Linked DNA regions of Homo sapiens: region 1 is linked to region 2. Evidence: read pairs that join two places in POLR2A ChIA-PET (ENCODE). Cell type or tissue: K562. All regions are shown on one strand. Each heading gives the region's core, and the rest is flanking DNA. Links, peaks and the distances in the headings are about the cores only.

Evidence for each region. ChIA-PET counts read pairs that join two places held together with the same protein. Peaks named below come from ENCODE experiments on the same cell type or tissue, not always from the same donor. Only the 100,000 strongest peaks of a DNase experiment are listed, where the experiment ranks them.
Region 1: POLR2A ChIA-PET joins it to region 2 with 7 read pairs; 1 of 35 experiments calls an interaction of 5 or more read pairs at or near these places.

Annotation. Positions count from the first base shown.
Region 1 is chr9:37,765,390-37,773,443 of GRCh38, reverse strand. It overlaps TRMT10B (tRNA methyltransferase 10B), which reads right to left. Exons shown (of 9, transcript NM_144964.4): 5 at 5,216-5,368; 6 at 3,425-3,503; 7 at 2,705-2,772. Among named protein-coding and RNA genes, the nearest start is that of TRMT10B, 16 kb to the right of the region's middle. In K562, for the core only: no CTCF peak of the experiment used is centred there; DNase peaks (open chromatin) are centred at 3,253 and 3,933.
Region 2 is chr9:37,427,252-37,435,305 of GRCh38, reverse strand. GRHPR (glyoxylate and hydroxypyruvate reductase) reads right to left here. Exons shown (of 9, transcript NM_012203.2): 5 at 6,734-6,822; 6 at 5,470-5,574; 7 at 4,660-4,795; 8 at 3,168-3,298. It also overlaps the pseudogene CHCHD4P3. Among named protein-coding and RNA genes, the nearest start is that of GRHPR, 8.6 kb to the right of the region's middle. RefSeq lists enhancers at 266-904, 6,264-6,764, 6,765-7,265. In K562, for the core only: a CTCF peak has its summit at 4,304 (motif pointing right); a DNase peak (open chromatin) is centred at 4,334.

The sequences.
Region 1 (8,054 bases), core at 1,851-6,850, 340 kb before region 2:
TCTGTATATAAATACATATTTTGGGCTGGACAGGGTGGTTCATGCCTGTAATCCCAGTGTTTTGGGAGGCTGAGGCAGAAGGATTGCTTGAGGCCTGGAGTTCAAGACCAGCCTGAGCAACATCAAGAGACTTCGTCTCTAACAAAAATACAGAAAAAAAAAAAAAAAATTAGCTGGCCATGGTAGCATGTGCCTATAGTCCTACGTACTCAGGAGGCTGAGGCGCAAGGATTGCTTGAGACCAGAAGTTCAAGGTTGCAGCGAGCTATGATCGCACCACCTCACTCAGCCTGGATGACAGAACAAGACCTTGTCTCAATAAAAAATAATTTGCCAAACCATTTCAAAGTAAGCTACAGACATCACAATACTTCTTCACTAAATACTTAAGCATGCATCTAAGAACAATGACATTCTACCTTACCACAATACCATTTTCACTTCAAAGAAAACTTTTAAATCTGTAATTTCACTTAATACACAATCTACATTAAAATTTCCTAAACTTTCCCCAAACTGTTTTTTATAAAGCTTTCCTCTCAATACAGAATTCAAACAAGGCTCACATACTGCATTTGGCTATTACGGTTTTTTAACCTTTTCTTCTTTTCCAAATTGTTTTGTAGAGATAGGTTCTCAATGTGTTGCCCAGGCTGGTCTCAAACTCCTGGCCTCAAGTGATCCTCCTGCCTTGGGCCTCCCTAAGTGCTGGGATTACAGACATGAGCCACTGTGCCTGGACGAACCTCTTTTAATCTGTAACAGCCTCCTGCCTCGGTTAAGTCCAGTCCAGTTGTTTTGCAGAATGTCCCACATTCTGATTTGTCTGTTTCCTCACAATTAAATTCAGCTTAAACATTTTCTGGGCCAGATGAGGACTCATGCCTATAATCCCAGCACTCTGGGATGCTGAGGTAGGAGGATTGCTTGAGTCCAAGAATTCAAGGCTGGACACAGTGAGACCCTGTCTCTACAAAAAATTTTAAACACGAGGCTGGGCACGGTGGCTCACACCCGTAATCCCAGCAATTTGGGAGGCTGAGGCAGGAGGATTGCTCGAGTCCAGAAGTTTGAGACTAGTCTGGGCAACAAAGTGAGACCCTGTCTCTAAAAAAAAAATTTAAGAACTAGGCCAGGCACAGTGACTCAATGCCTGTAATCCCAGCACTTTGGGAGGCTGAGGTGAGTAGATTGCTTGAGTCCAGGAGTTCAAGACCAGCCTGGAAAACATGGTGAGAACCTGTCTCTACAAAAAAATATAAAAATTAGCTGTGCATGGTGGCACACACTTGTAGTCTCAGCTACCCAGGAGGCTGAGGCGGGCGGTTCAAATGAGCCCATGAGATTGCGGCTGCAGTGAGCCATGATCGCACCACTGCACTCCAGCCTGGGCAACAGAGTGAGACCATGTCTCAAAAAAATTAAATTAAAAACTAGCTAGGTGTGGTGGCATGGGCCTGTAGTCCTAGCTACTCAGAAGGCTGAGGTGGTGGGAGGATTGCTTGAGCCCAGGAGATCGAGGTTGCAGCAACAGAGCAAGGCCCTGCTTCAAAAGAAAAAAAAAAAACATTTTCTGTCAAGAATACTACACCTCAGGAGGCAGAGATTGTACCTGTATGGGTGATACTAAGTTTGATCAAGTTTGGATAAGATGGTGACCACCAGAATGCTTTACTGTAATGTTAAATCTTTGCCTTTGTTATCTGTAGGGTGATACTTTGAGACCATGTAAATAGCCGGTTCCTCCACAACCTTTCTTTCAACTGAGTCAACAATTGTATTAGGAGTGACAAAATGATGATTTTCTAATTCTATTATGCATTCCTTATTAGCTGCATTCTTCTGTAAGTAGCCCCTGCTCGTATTTTAGATGATCACTATGGAGTCATGGAACACTAATATTTTTTAAATAAATTCAATTAAATTAACCTATCATCTGTGTTAAATATACATACATCTCATACATACAGGAACATAGATAGAACACATCTACCTCTACCTATATGTAAAATATACCCACAAACACATACTTTGTGATCATATAATGTCTCAAAGAAGGATACACAAGAAAACTTGACATCGGTTGCCTCAGGGGAGGGGAATTGGGAGACAAAGGTAGGAAAGACTTTCATTCTACTCTTTTATATTTATATGTTAGTCTTTAACTTTTATTAAACTTATTATCTATGTAATATGTTAGTAAATATAAACAATTATCTTAAACAGCTATATAACAAACATTTCAAAATTCCAGTGACACCCCAATTATTCCTCTAAAACTCCAACAAAAAAAATCTGGATAATCCTAGGAGTTTGAGGTTTTGGGCTAAGACTATTTCAGCAGAGAGATCAACCTTAGAAGGAGCAAACTACTCCCTCAAAGAACAGCTAGTAAGAATGTTGAGTTGATGCTTACTTGGTCAATATCAGAGTTATCCTTGCAGAACTGAAGAGAGAAACTCAACAATGGCTATGTAATTACCAAACAGTGCCCAGTCCAGTTCCCGACTCTTGATTTCGCTGACATTGCTCATGAGGAGAGAGGGAACTTCACCAGCCAGAGGGCCAACCTGGTGGGGATGGCTCTTTCTTCCTGTTCCCTCTGAGTTCTTAGACCCTCTAGAGGAGACTATAACAGGGCACATGCCTCTAAAAGTAAGCACTGCTTTTTAAAACAGATGTTGGGGCTGAAATGTATACTTACCTTCTGAATGCTTTCATCCACAAGCCCACCGAGGATGTAAACTTTGTTTAGATCAACATCTTCAAGAGCTAATGAAAAAATGAAGGCCAATGAGATCAAATCTGTTTTATAATTTCTAAATCCAGAGAAAGCAAAATGAAAGAATTATTAACAATAAAAGTAGAAATTCAGTAGAAAACAAAAAGAAACTTGCTCAATAAAACCAAAAGCTAATTTTCTAAAATGGCCAATAAAACAGACAAACTGTTGGCATAGCTAATCACGAAAAAGGGTAGCAGACCCAAATCAACATTAGATTCAGAAAGGAAACAAAACTGCAGAAGAATGTGAAATAATTAGATGAGAATACTATGATCAACTGAATACCAATACATTTTAAAATTATGTGAAATGAATGATTTTCTAGGAAAAAATAGATCTAACATTGATCCAAGAAGGGCTAGTGGGGTAGCAGACCAAGGACACTGGGAAAGACTGGCAGGCACTACACAAGGCCCAGATAAGGATGGAAACCCTAAGTCTGCAGCTGTGAGCCATGGTAAGACACATCGAAGCATCCAGTGAGGCCCCTGCCTGTAAGAGGAGCACTGCTCATGTGCATTACTTTTTGTGGGGGTGGGGAGGGGTGTCCTTCTTGAGGGGCTTTAATAAATTCTGCCACAGGGAATAATGAAACACAGGAACAATGGGCTATACGAATCCATGCATTCAACTACATACCGTGTTCTGAGTCAGGAGTCAGGTACACAAGGGTTTCCAAGGGAAATAAACTAAAGCAGTCTTCTTCTGTTATGTCTAACTGGAAAATGCAAACAGTCTGATGTTAAAACAGCTCACGGCTGGGTGGGGTGGCTCACGTCTGTAATCCCAGAACTTTGGGAGGCTAAGGTGGAAGGATCACTTGAGCTCCAAAGTTCGAGACCAGACTGGGCAACATGGTGAAACCCAGTCTCTACTAAAAATACAAAAAAATTAGCCAGGCATGGTGGCATGTGCCTGTAGTCCCAGCTATAATACTTAGGAGTGAGGTGGCAGGATGGCTTGAGCCCAGGAGGCAGAGGTTGCAGAGAGCCAAGATCATGCCACTGCACTTCAGCCTGTCTTTAAAAAAAAAAAAAAAACCCCGCTCAAAATTCAACGACTAGTTACTGGGCTTCAAGTTTCTATCAGGCATGGCTCTAGGTTTATCAAGGAACTGCACATGTGACAGCTTGACAGCTTCTCAGAAAGTACCTAGTTAGGAGGGAAAGTAGACACAGACGTTCAAACCTATGAAATGAGACAGCGATATGGGGTTCTGACAGAGGTACGGGGAGCATGCTCCAGGACTACAGATGAGGGAGTAACATTGGGATGACCTGGGGAAGGAAATGCTGGAACTGGGTTTCTGAAAGGAGATTTTTTTTTTTTTTTTTTTTTTTTTTTTTTTTTAAAGACAGGGTCTGGCTCTGTCACCCAGGCTGGAGTGCCGTGGCATAATCTAAGCTCACGGCAACCTCTGCCTCTCAAGCTCAAGTGATCCTCCTGCCTCAGCCTCCTGAGTAGCTGGGACTACAGGCGCGCACCACTGCACCGAGCTAATGTTCGTATTTTTAGTAGGGACGGGGTTTCACCATATTGCCAAGGCTAGTCTCGAGCTCCTGAGCTCAAACAATCCACCTGCCTCGGCCTCCCAAAGTGCAAGGATTACAGGAATAAGCCACCGTGCCCAGCCTCAAAATAGATTAATATTGACATACACAAAAGGAGAAGAACTCAAAGCTGAGGGACTAAGAAAGGCACGAAGACAGGAAAGTAAGGGAACTATGTGGACCTGTAAAAAGGACTGTTTGGCTTATGTAAAAGAATCATTAAAACAACTACATAGAAGAAAACTGGAACTAGCTGCACTACAAGAGAGACTGTGAAGACAGTAACAGCAAAACAGCTGGCTGTGCAGCCCCGCGCAATGCACCCTTCACATTCATCACTTCCATGGACCTTCCTGGGGAAGGTCACAACTGCTCAGTCTCAGCTACACAATGCAAACACACTGGGCATTTTCAGTGACATTTGAGAAACTCATTTGGATTCTTGCATGTATATGTATCACTAAATGTATGAGATCCTAGAGAGAGGTGAAAAGTACCTTAGTACTCCCTAAAACTTATCTTAAATTTGCATTACTTCATAAAGGGATTCCTTCTCTTCCCCCAAAACTCATGTTTCCCAATTCACCATTAATGAGAACAAGAAAGGAGTCATGGCATTTCCCAAAAATATTCCTGGAGTATACAGTCTAGCATAAATATACGGGATACAAAATACAGTCCTAGACACTGGTAACAGTACTTTGCCAATGCAGTAGGAGGATGAGAAAAAATTTTAAATTTAAGAACTTATGAGAGGTTCTGAATTTTTTTAGACTTCAATACTGAAAATGTAACATATATGAAAAAGTAAAAAAAAAATACTATTAACCACAATAACTTTTCAGATGACAATTCAAATAATATGCAAAAAGAGACTTACCAGGTAACTAGAAAATCCATCATTCATCCTCACACACTCTTCATAAAGGGGACTGTCTGTTGTGAATCCAGTGAGGCAGATCCAAAATGGCCTGTCAGCTTTTTTGTTTGAACCATACAACCTTCGAATCTGTCCAGCCAGTCTACTTAATTCCTTCAAAGAAATAAGAACAACTCAGGGCAAAAACATGCCAACTCACTCTAAATTAGCTATCAAGAAATGGCTACAATAAGTTCACTGAACGCTACTCCAGAAAACCCCATGTACTAGGAGTACATGTGTGCGTGTATTATACCTTATGGCATCACACCTTACAGACAAAAGATAATGATACAAGTCCAGAAACAGTGAGGTAGTGGAAAACGGAATTCGCCCTCCTGCTGGCCCTGCTGTTAAATGTTTAATATATGAAATTCTTATTTTAGCTTTTATCTAAAATCTTATGTAATACTATTTAAGTTATTAAAGAGGTTTCATTAATATACATAAATGTTTTTACAGAACATCATATAAATTTGGTACCTTCTTCCTAACTTCAGGAGATGCAATAGGGTTGGAAGTTTTAACTTTTTACCCTGAATCACAGACAATGCTCTTATATAAAAGCAATTTCACAATTTGGCTTGATTTGTTGGGTAGGAGAAAAAGACTCTGGGTTTGATTTAATCTGCTATCTTAATTTAACAATATGGATTTTTTTTTTTTTTTTTTTTTTGGAGACAGGGTCTGGCTGTGTTACCCAGGCTGGAGTGCAGTGGTACAATCATAGCTCACTACAGCCTCAAATTCCTGGGCTCAAGTGATCCTCCTACCTCAGCCTCCTGAGTAGCTGGGACTACAGGTACAGGCCACCATACCTGGCTAATTTTTAATTTTTTAGAGGCAGGGTCTTCCTATATTGCCTAGGCTAGTCTTGAACTCCTGGCCTCAAGTGATCCTCTTGCCTCGGCCTCCCAAGATGCTGGGATTATATGCAGGAGCCACTGTGCCCAGCCTAATAGTAGGGAATTCTTGGTTAACATTTTCAGAGGACTAGAGTTAGAAGTTTCAGGTAGGAACCTCAGATCTGCAGTTTTCCTAACTTATCTGAAAAATATGCAAACACTAGCACATAAAACAGATGTCTAAAAAGAGAGTTTACAATTTACATACTGTGATGTAAGGCCTAAAATTAAGGCCCAGTATTATGCACTGCCTTGACATCTGTCAAAACTGGGAATACTTCAAATAGCCTAATAGTAAGCTCCCCTCCCAACTCTGCTCCCGTAGATAAGGTCTCCTAGCTTTAAAAATCCTTTTTATACAAAATCAATGTGCAAAAATCACAAGCATTCTTATACACCAATAACAGACAAACAGCCAAATCATGAGTGAACTCTGATTCACAGTTGCTTCAAAGAGAATAAAATACCTAGGAACCCAGCTTACAAGGGATGTGAAGGACCTCTTCAAGGAGAGCTACAAACCACTGCTCAATGAAATAAAAGAGGATACAAACAAATGGAAGAACATTCCATGCTCATGGGTAGGAAAATCAATATCATTAAAATGGCCATACTGCCCAAGGTAATTTATAGATTCAATGCCATCCCCATCAGGCTACCAATGACTTTCTTCACAGACTTGGAAAAAACTACTTTAAAGTTCATATGGAACCAAAGAAGAGCCTGCATTGCCAAGTCAATCCTAAGCCAAAAGAACAAAGCTGGAGGCATCATGCTACCTGACTTCAAACTATACTACAAGGCTACAGTAACCAAAACAGCATGGTACTGGTACCAAAACAGATATAGACCAATGGAACAGAACAGAGCCCTCAGAAATAATGCCACATATATCTACAACTATCTAATCTTTGACAAACCTGAGAAAAACAAGCAATGGGGAAAGGATACCCTATTTAATAAATGGTGCTGGGAAAACTGGCTAGCCATATGTAGAAAGCTGAAACTGGATCCCTTCCTTACACCTTATACAAAAATTAATTCAAGATGGATTAAAGACTTAAATGTTAGACCTAAAACCATAAAAACCCTAGAAGAAAACCTAGGCAATACCATTCAGGACATAGGCATGGGCAAGGACTTCATGTCTAAAACACCAAAAGCAACGGCAACAAAAGCCAAAATTGACAAATGGGATCTAATTCAACTAAAGAGCTTCTGCACAGCAAAAGAAACCACCATCAGAGTGAACAGGCAACCTACAGAATGGGAGGAAATTTTTGCAATCTACTCATCTGACAAAGGGCTAATATCCAGAATCTACAATGAACTCAAATTTACAAAAAAAAAAAAACCCATCAAAAAGTGGGCAAAGGATATGAACAGACACTTCTCAAAAGACGACATTTATGCAGCCAAAAAACACATGAAAAAATGCTCATCATCACTAGCCATCAGAGAAATGCAAATCAAAACCACAATGAGATACCACCTCACACCAGTTAGAATGGCAATCATTAAAAAGTCAGGAAACAACAGGTGCTGGAGAGGATGTGGAGAAATAGGAACACTTTTACACTGTTGGTGGGACTGGAAACTAGTTCAACCATTGTGGAAGTCGGTGTGGCGATTCCTCAGGGATCTAGAACCAGAAATACCATTTGACCCAGCCATCCCATTACTGGGTATATACCCAAAGGATTATAAATCATGCTTCTATAAAGACACATGCACACGTATGTTTATTCCGGCACTATTCACAATAGCAAAGACATGGAACCAACCAACGATAGATTGGATTAAGAAAATGTGGCACATATATACCATGGAATAGTATGCAGCCATAAAAAATGATGAGTTCATGTCCTTTGTAGGGACATGGATGAAGCTGGAAA
Region 2 (8,054 bases), core at 1,281-6,280:
AGGTTTGGAGAAATTTGCATCTGACTATTTGGCCTCTTCTAGTAGAGAAGAGTTTTTGAGACAGGGTCTTGCTTTGTTGCCCAGGCTGGAGTGCCATGGCATAGTCAGCTTACTACAGCCTCAACCTCCTAGGCTCAAGTGATCCTCCCACTTCAGCCTCCTGAGCAGCTAGGACTAGAGGTACATACCATTACACATGGCTAATTTTTTATTTTTTATAGGGATGGGGTTTCACTATGTTGCCCAGGCTAGATTCGAACTCTTGGTCTTAGGTGATCCTCCCGCCTTGGCCTCCTAAAGTGCTGGGATTATAGGCGTGAGCCACCCTAATCAGCCCCACCCCAACGTTTCAGACATATAATGAATCAGAATAAATCCGCTCACTCACAAGAAACATTCCTGGATAATGGTTTTTGGTTGCTGAGATTGAGTAGCACATTATTTCAAAGTGGCAAAATTCAGGGCCATCTAGGAGAATTCAAAAGTGGTGGCTATATTTGCCGACAGGTTTACACAGGACACATATAAAACAACCCCCATTTTTTTAGCGTATATGTCAAGAGGCCAAGACCCCGATCATCAAAATATGTTATTTCGTACATTACAGTTTACAGGACAACAGAGGGAAAGACACTTTGTTGGAGGGTGACTAAATGGCATTTTGCAAAAGGTCCGTGTCACTCTGAAGGGGTGGAAGGACTGGAGTCCTATGGCCTTCATTAACTTGACCCCTCCTCCTCTTTGGTTGCAGTGGCCTCAGTGGGAGCTGCTACTTCTACATGTTCTGCGGGCTTTTCCTCTACCTCTGCCTCACCTTCTTGGGGACAAAGATCTGGGTATTTCTGCATGCATTCCTGCATGGCCCCAATTGGTCTACACAGTCTGACCCCTTGACATTCTCCATACTATAGTGGAAGCAGGAAAAGTCCAGCTTGAATTGTTCCCCACAGGGGCCGCTGGCCCTTCCCCCAAGGCACAGGCAGTTCCAGTTAATGTCTCCATTTGGCAGCCTCAATCCGTGCTCCCCCCATAGGGATCACTGGGGTCATCAGCTGTGTTGCTTGGAGCTGCATGGTCTTTTTACATCACAAATGATTGCATCCTTCCCTTCCTGCTGGCAGTAGGACATGGCTGCAGCCCAGTGCTTAGATTTTGTAGAAGCAGCGGTGGCGGCTGCAGCTTCATGCCCTGACTGCCCTCTCCTCAGACCAAGACCTGCCTTTTGAAGCAGTCCCCAGGCCGTGAGCTGAATTCCAGGACCTAGGGTGGGGGTGGGAGGGCAGTTTTCCTGGCTGTGGGCGACAGCCCTGACATCACACCCAGTGCTCCTTGCAGGCTGGGGTGGGGGAGGGACGGGAGAGTTTCCAAGGGCTGCAATAATGGGAGCATTCACTGGGGAAGGCAGCTGAAGACCTTTTGTTTAGGTTTCCATTCCAGAATCCAAATTAAGGGCAGAGACTGGCCCGGACAACCTAAGGCCCTGATCACTCTTAGTCTGGAGGCATAAACTCCACCAGCTACCTGAACAGATCTTAATATAAAGAATCATTAACTACGCATCAAGTTGTTAACTCACTGAGCAGGTAACAAAAACCCAAACCACAAAGTGTGGTCCCTGGACCAGCAGCATCAGTGGCATCTGGGAGCCGTGAGGAGCACACTCTGTCAGACCCCACCCCAGACCTGCTGAAATAGAAACTCTCGGGATGGGGCTAGCAACCTGTGTTTGATCAGTCACTCCTCCAGGTGATTCTGACGAACTCAAAAGTATGAGAATTGGCCGGACACTCATGCCTGTAATCCCAGCACTTTGGGAGGCAGAGGCAGGTGGACCATCTGAGGTCAGGAATTCGAGACCAGCCTGGCCAACATGGACAAACCCCATCTCTACTAAAAATACAAAAATTGGCTGGGCCTGGTGGTACACGCCTGTAATCCCAGCTACTCGGGAAGCTGAGGCAGGAGAATCGCTTGAACCCAGGAGGCAGGGGTTGCAGTGAGTTCAGATTGCACCACTGCACTCCAGCCTGGGCGACAGAGCGAGACTCTGTCTCAAAAAAAAAAAAAAAAAAAAAAATGTGAGAACCACTGCACTGTGGTAGCACAGAGGTAGCAACTGCCAGAGGCACTTCTGGTGCTGCAACTCAGACTTCGGTGGCACGGGCACTGACTGGCTGTTGCTCTTGTCTCTGAGCAGGGCTCAATGGGGCTGGTTCACCAAGTGTTGGAAAAACTGCAAACTGGATTCCCCAGCCACTATGGGAAGGAACTGGTGCTGCTAGATGAAGAAGTGCTGCTGCCACTCCCCCAAAGACAGGAAGGGAGGGCAGGAGGGAGCAGGCCCTTCCACACCCACGCTGACAAGGCCTGCCAGTGCAGCTGGCACAGCAGAAATGGGGTGTGCAGAGGCCTGGCCCCAGCCCCACAAAGCAGAAGAGAGAAGGGGGCTTTGTTGTGAAACAACAGCTTGAAAAACTGGCACGAGTTATATTGGCATTGTCATTACACTTTTAATTTTTCACAGCTAAACTGGTAATAGCAATTTATAGTAACAGGTTTTACACGAGTCACTGTGGTGTAACACATGGAGACATGTAGTCAGCCCACTTTGTTGTTGTTGTTGTTTTGGAGATGGAGTCTCACTCTGCCACCCAGGCTGGAGTGCAGTGGCACAATCTCGGCCTACTGCAACCTGTGCCTCCTGGGTTCAAGCGATTCTTCTGCCTCAGCCTCCCAAACAGCTGGGACTATAGGCATGCACCACCATACCTGGCTAATTTTTGTATTTTTAGTAGAGATGGGGTTTCACCATATCGGCCAGGTTGGTCTCGAACCCCTGACCTCGTGATCCACCCACCTCAGCCTCCCAAAGTGCTGGGATTACAGGCATGAGCCACCACGCCTGGCCCACTCTTTTTTTTTAAACAAATCCACTCACACCTACATTCTGTTCCTTTAGGGACAGAGACCCAGCAGAGCATGCGCAAGAGGACTGCTCCTGTCATACACCCATGTCACTGACAACATAAACATTTACGATCCCTGGTGTGTCCCTTTGGGTTCAACACCTGCTCACACTAGCTCCACACCCGGCCCCTTGGGACCCCCTCAAAAACACTGGTCCTGCAGGGCAGCAGGGAGTTTGCATCAGAAAGTGCAGTTCTTACCACAGTTCTTCAGGGTCAGGAGAGGGTGGTTTGTAGGCAGTGGTTCTGGGCTCGTCACATCCAGTCCAGCAGCTGCAATCTTACCACTGGCCAAGGCCTGGTACAGGTCGTCCTGGTTTACGACGTCGCCCCTGGGAATGACAGTGGTGACATGGGTACCCCGAAGATCCCTCCGCCCAGGCCACCTTTGAGGCAGAACAACCTACAGAATGAATTTTTCCACTCACTTGGCACTGACTTTTAAAGCAGTAAGTCTTAGGTATACTTACAGTATGTCTGTAAGTCTTATATACTCAGAGAACTCCAGCCCTGCCTCCTTCTAGCTGTGTGACCTTGGGCAAGTGTCTCAAATTCTCTGTGCCTCGAATTATCTGTGTCTCAAATTATCTACTCTGTGAGATAAGGAGAATACCACCTAACTCCCAGGCATGTTGGGAGGATTAAAGCTTTCTTACATGCTCTACTGCATGAACAGGGCCCAGAAGGGCATCTGTGTTAGGCCCCATCCAAGTGTTTCTGATCTGGTTGACCCCCAGACCCCCACTGAGAAGCACCACAGTGTGCTATCAGGTACCTGTCTAAACCAGGGCAGAGGAACGAGCACACCCCTAACCACAGCCATCAAAGGGAGCGGCGACTGAAGGCAAGAAGTCATCTTCTAGAGACTGTATATTGTGCACTAAGTAATACTTGTGCACTAATGAGTAATACACGGTCCTGGGCTGTCCTGGGTACATGCAGGCACCCAGTACACGGCAGCTGTGACTGCTGCCAGCCAGCAGTGCGAGCCCTGTGGTCCTGCATGTTTCACTCTTCCATTCCCAGGTCACCTGTTTTGTAGCTAAATGTTGGTAATTACAGGTACCTTTGGGGTGGACGAGTCCTCAGGATGACCTCACCCAATCCCCCTTCCCCTAAACTGATGTAAACAGGCTCAAGGGGCACCAGCTAGGAAGGGCTTGGAGTGGCAGAGAAGGAAGGTCTGACCTCCATACATGCCCAGTGGCCTGAAGGCACCCCTAGGGACAGTGTGAGGAGCTACGACCACGTGAGTTTTAGGGTCTGTCCGCCCAGGAGCATAAGGTTCAAAGTATCACTGAACCACAGCCAGACAAAGCCAGGCTCAGCAGTGTGGGAGGCGGCCTCCAGAGGGCCCTTCAGATCCTCAAGTCCAGCCCTTTGTGGTGGAGGATAATGGGCCTGCAGAGGCTCCCTGGGAACACTCCCTGAAGCCACGCTGCTGTGTGCCAGGCCCCGCCGGGTGGGGGCCACTGCTGAGAAGCAGACAGGCCAGGCCCACTCTGACGGCTCTTCTTCCCTGTACGGAGGTCTCGTGTATTCCCACGAATTTCTGAGTTGGTTGTTTGGTTTATGGAAACCAGCAAGCTCAGCCTGGGGTCTCACCAACAACCCACGGGGAAGAAAATCTCCAGATGGCAGCAGTGGGGATGGCTCCTCTCCAGGCTTGCTGGGTAAGGTGGCCCTAGGATACCTGCTGATGTTGATGAACACAGCTGTTTCCTTCATCTTCTGGAAGAAGTCCTTGTTGCAGAGTCCCTCGGTTGCAGGTGTTAAGGAGCAGGCCACGACGATGAAATCAGATTGGGCAGCCAGCTCAGGGGTAGACACTGAGGGAGGGCAGGACTCCATCAGGCACTGAGTCCCAGGCTAGGGACAACCAGATGGCGGGAGACCAGCCCCTTGCTCCCGACTCCCTAACAGAAACTCCCAAGATGCTTCCTGAAGGCCGAGTCTCTACCTGGACAACTCTCATGAGTGCACAAAGTCAAATCACACACAGTGGGATCTGGACCACTCTGGCTTTAACTACCTTCAGGGCCCAAAGTGCCCAGGGGCGTGGGGAATGCTTGAGATCCAGCCTGCCATCTGCTCACCAGGCTGTGGACCCGCCAGGTGCTGGATCCGCCTGGACTAAGGGGCGCACACAAAGGCTAGGGTAGTGCTTGCCAGTTTATGAAGGAAAAGACAGTGAAAGTGCCCAGCCCTTCCTCACACCCACCACCATCCCCGCTGCTCCGCCCACAATGGGGAATGGTAACAAAGGACTCTGAAAGACGGGAGCCCTGGACTGCTCTGCTGGCTCGGAGAGGACCTGGGTAAGTCCCTGTGCTCCCTGAGTGGGCCAGTGTCCAGGGGCAGGTAGATTAAACATCTACCAGACAGCAGCCCCTGGACATGCCTGGAGCTCCTGCCCTCTGCCTGAAAATGCCACCATTGAGAGAAAATACAGCCTCTCAACTGGGCACAGATAGGCTCCTGTGGAAATCAAGGCTTCACTTACCAAACTCTGCCTGGAATTCTGCTGCTTCCTCAGGCCTGGGCTGGCGCCCTGTGTACAGAAATCTCTGGACACCGAATGGTTTCAGACGCCGAGCAATGGCCTGGCCTAGAGCAAGGAGAGTCCATGTCTCGTTCCCAGTCCCGCAAAGGGTAGGGACACCACCCAGCATTTCTGGAACAGCGGCCCTCAGGGCAGACCCTTTTCATCAGCACAGCCCGAGTTGCCTGCTCCTGTCTCCTCCAAAGCGGGTGGGGGGCTGGCTGCCCCACTGTAACTAGCCCCCAGCCAGCCCACACTGCCCCAGGGATCTGGAGACAGCACCTCAGCTCCCCTGAGGCTGTGACTGGCTGATGCTGTCCTCACATGGTCCAAGCCATCTGGAAAGCCACTCAGGTTTTTCCTAACCTCTGAGAACTGGAGAGGTTTTCACAAGGGAGACACCTGGTCAAGCAGTCCCCTCCTTTGTCCTGGACCCTCTGCTTCTGTGAATGCAGTCTCAGACCCCATTTGACTTTTTGGTGGCACTGCCAAACTGCCAGCTCACCCCAAACTTACAATTTTCATGTAAGCTGCTGCTGAGACAGATTTGTACAGTTGGATTTTCAGGCTCAGAACGTGCCCCAAAGCTGTTGGGTTCCTCCAAGCAACTCTCTAGTGAGAGGCAGGGCTGTTCGTTGGCTAGACAGGTTCTCCACACTCTCCACCCTCACCCGCACCCCTGCACCAGGCAGGATGACAGAGAACCACCAATAGATAGCTGCTTGGCTAGGCTCACGCCCTTCTGCCAGGCTTCTCCAAATAAGGGCCACTGGAAGAAAAGTGTCTCTGCCTCATCTGCAGAACTGCAGATCAACTCTGCCCACTGAGCCCTCCGGCCCGAGTTAGGGCTTTGTGAGTCACATACCTTCCAGAACGCAAGCCGGAGTAGGTGTCGGGGGAATGGGCTCTCTCACGGTAACCACTCCTAACGGCCCCAACACATTTGTAGTCTTCATCTGTTCTTTATGGAGCCGGAATCATGAAGCCCCCTGACCCTTAGGCAACTTGCTTTTATCACCTGGTGAGTTCTTAAGGAATCCTGCTTTGGTTTATTTATGTATTTGCCTGTGTTTTACAAAGCTGTATCCCTCATTAGAGATATCTCTACTGCAAGCAAAGTGCCCTGACAGCATGTGGGTCTTCTCAGCCTTCAGACACGTGGTGCCAGGGATGCAAACCACGCTGTGAGAGCCGGGGCGGGCAAGCGGGCCGGTGGGAGCCTCACCTATGCGCCCCAGCCCGATGATGCCGACAGTGCTCTGCGTGAGTCCATAGCCACACAGCCAGAGGGGCTTCCACGAGGTCCAGCCACCACTGAGGGGAGAGAGAGGGGCAGGTGAGAGGCCCAGCCTTGGACCAAGATGGGGGCCGCTGAGAACCCGGCACCTCTGACTGTGGTCCAAGGTATAAACCCACCCTCCAGGTCACGGACTGAGAGTGGGATGAGGCACTGCCACTCGGCACTGCAGATGAGCAGCAGAAACGACTCCACCTTTAAAGCCACCAGAGACATAGAACTTGAGGGCGGGAAGGGGCCTTACTGGCTCTCATCCTGTTTTGCAGATGGGAAAACAAACCAGAAAGGGTGACTTGCCTGAGGTCACACAACCAGGGAAGAGTTGAGAGCAACAGGCTGCAAACTCAGGATTTATGATTCCAAAACAAGTTCTCTTGGCACTTTAGGGCAGCAACAAAGAGTACAGCCACAGGGCCCACCCTGCTGCCCTGGGCAAGAGATGGAGCCTGCCCTGAGCCACCTCCAGTAGATGTGATGACTCCCCAGACAGGACAGTGAGCAGGACTCAGCACTGTCTACTCTGCTCCATGCCCCGTGCCGGGGCCCACGCTGCTGGCCACGCACTGTGAGAGCCTGCGTTTGCACGCCTCCCACCTTGACTCGGGCCAGTCCCTCCATCTGCACATGGAATGCTTCCCCCAACTTTTTTTTTTTTTTTTTTTGGAGACAGGGTCTTGCTGTGTCGCCCAGACTGGAGTACAGTGACATGATCTCGGTTCACTGCAGCCTCTGCCTCCTGGGTTCAAGCAATCCTCCCACCTCAGCCTCCCGAGTAGTTGGGACTACAGGCGTGTAACACCACGCCTGCCTAATTTTTGTATTTTTTGTAGAGACAGACTTTTGCCACATTGCCCAAGCTGTTCTCCAACTCCTGAGGCTCAAACAATCTGCCCGCCTCGGCCTCCCAAAGTGCTGGGATTACAGGTGTGAGCCACCGTGCCCGGCCAACTCTAACTCTTGATATACAGGCCGAAATCCCTGATCTGAAACCTTCAGGCTAGATTTTAAAACTGTTTGGCCTTTAGAAAGGCAGCATGGCGCACGTGGTAGATTCCACACATCACCCTCTGCAGTGTCTGGGCAGCAGCCTGTTTTAAAAGTGTTACATCTGCAGCAAAACTTAGGAAAGTCACATTAAATGGGAGAAATAAAAGCCTTAAATAGTCTCCTGTTAGTATGAAAGAACTTTCAGCTGTCCGAGCTTTTTAGATTTTGGGATCTAAGGGATGGTGGACCTGCAGCTTTCAGG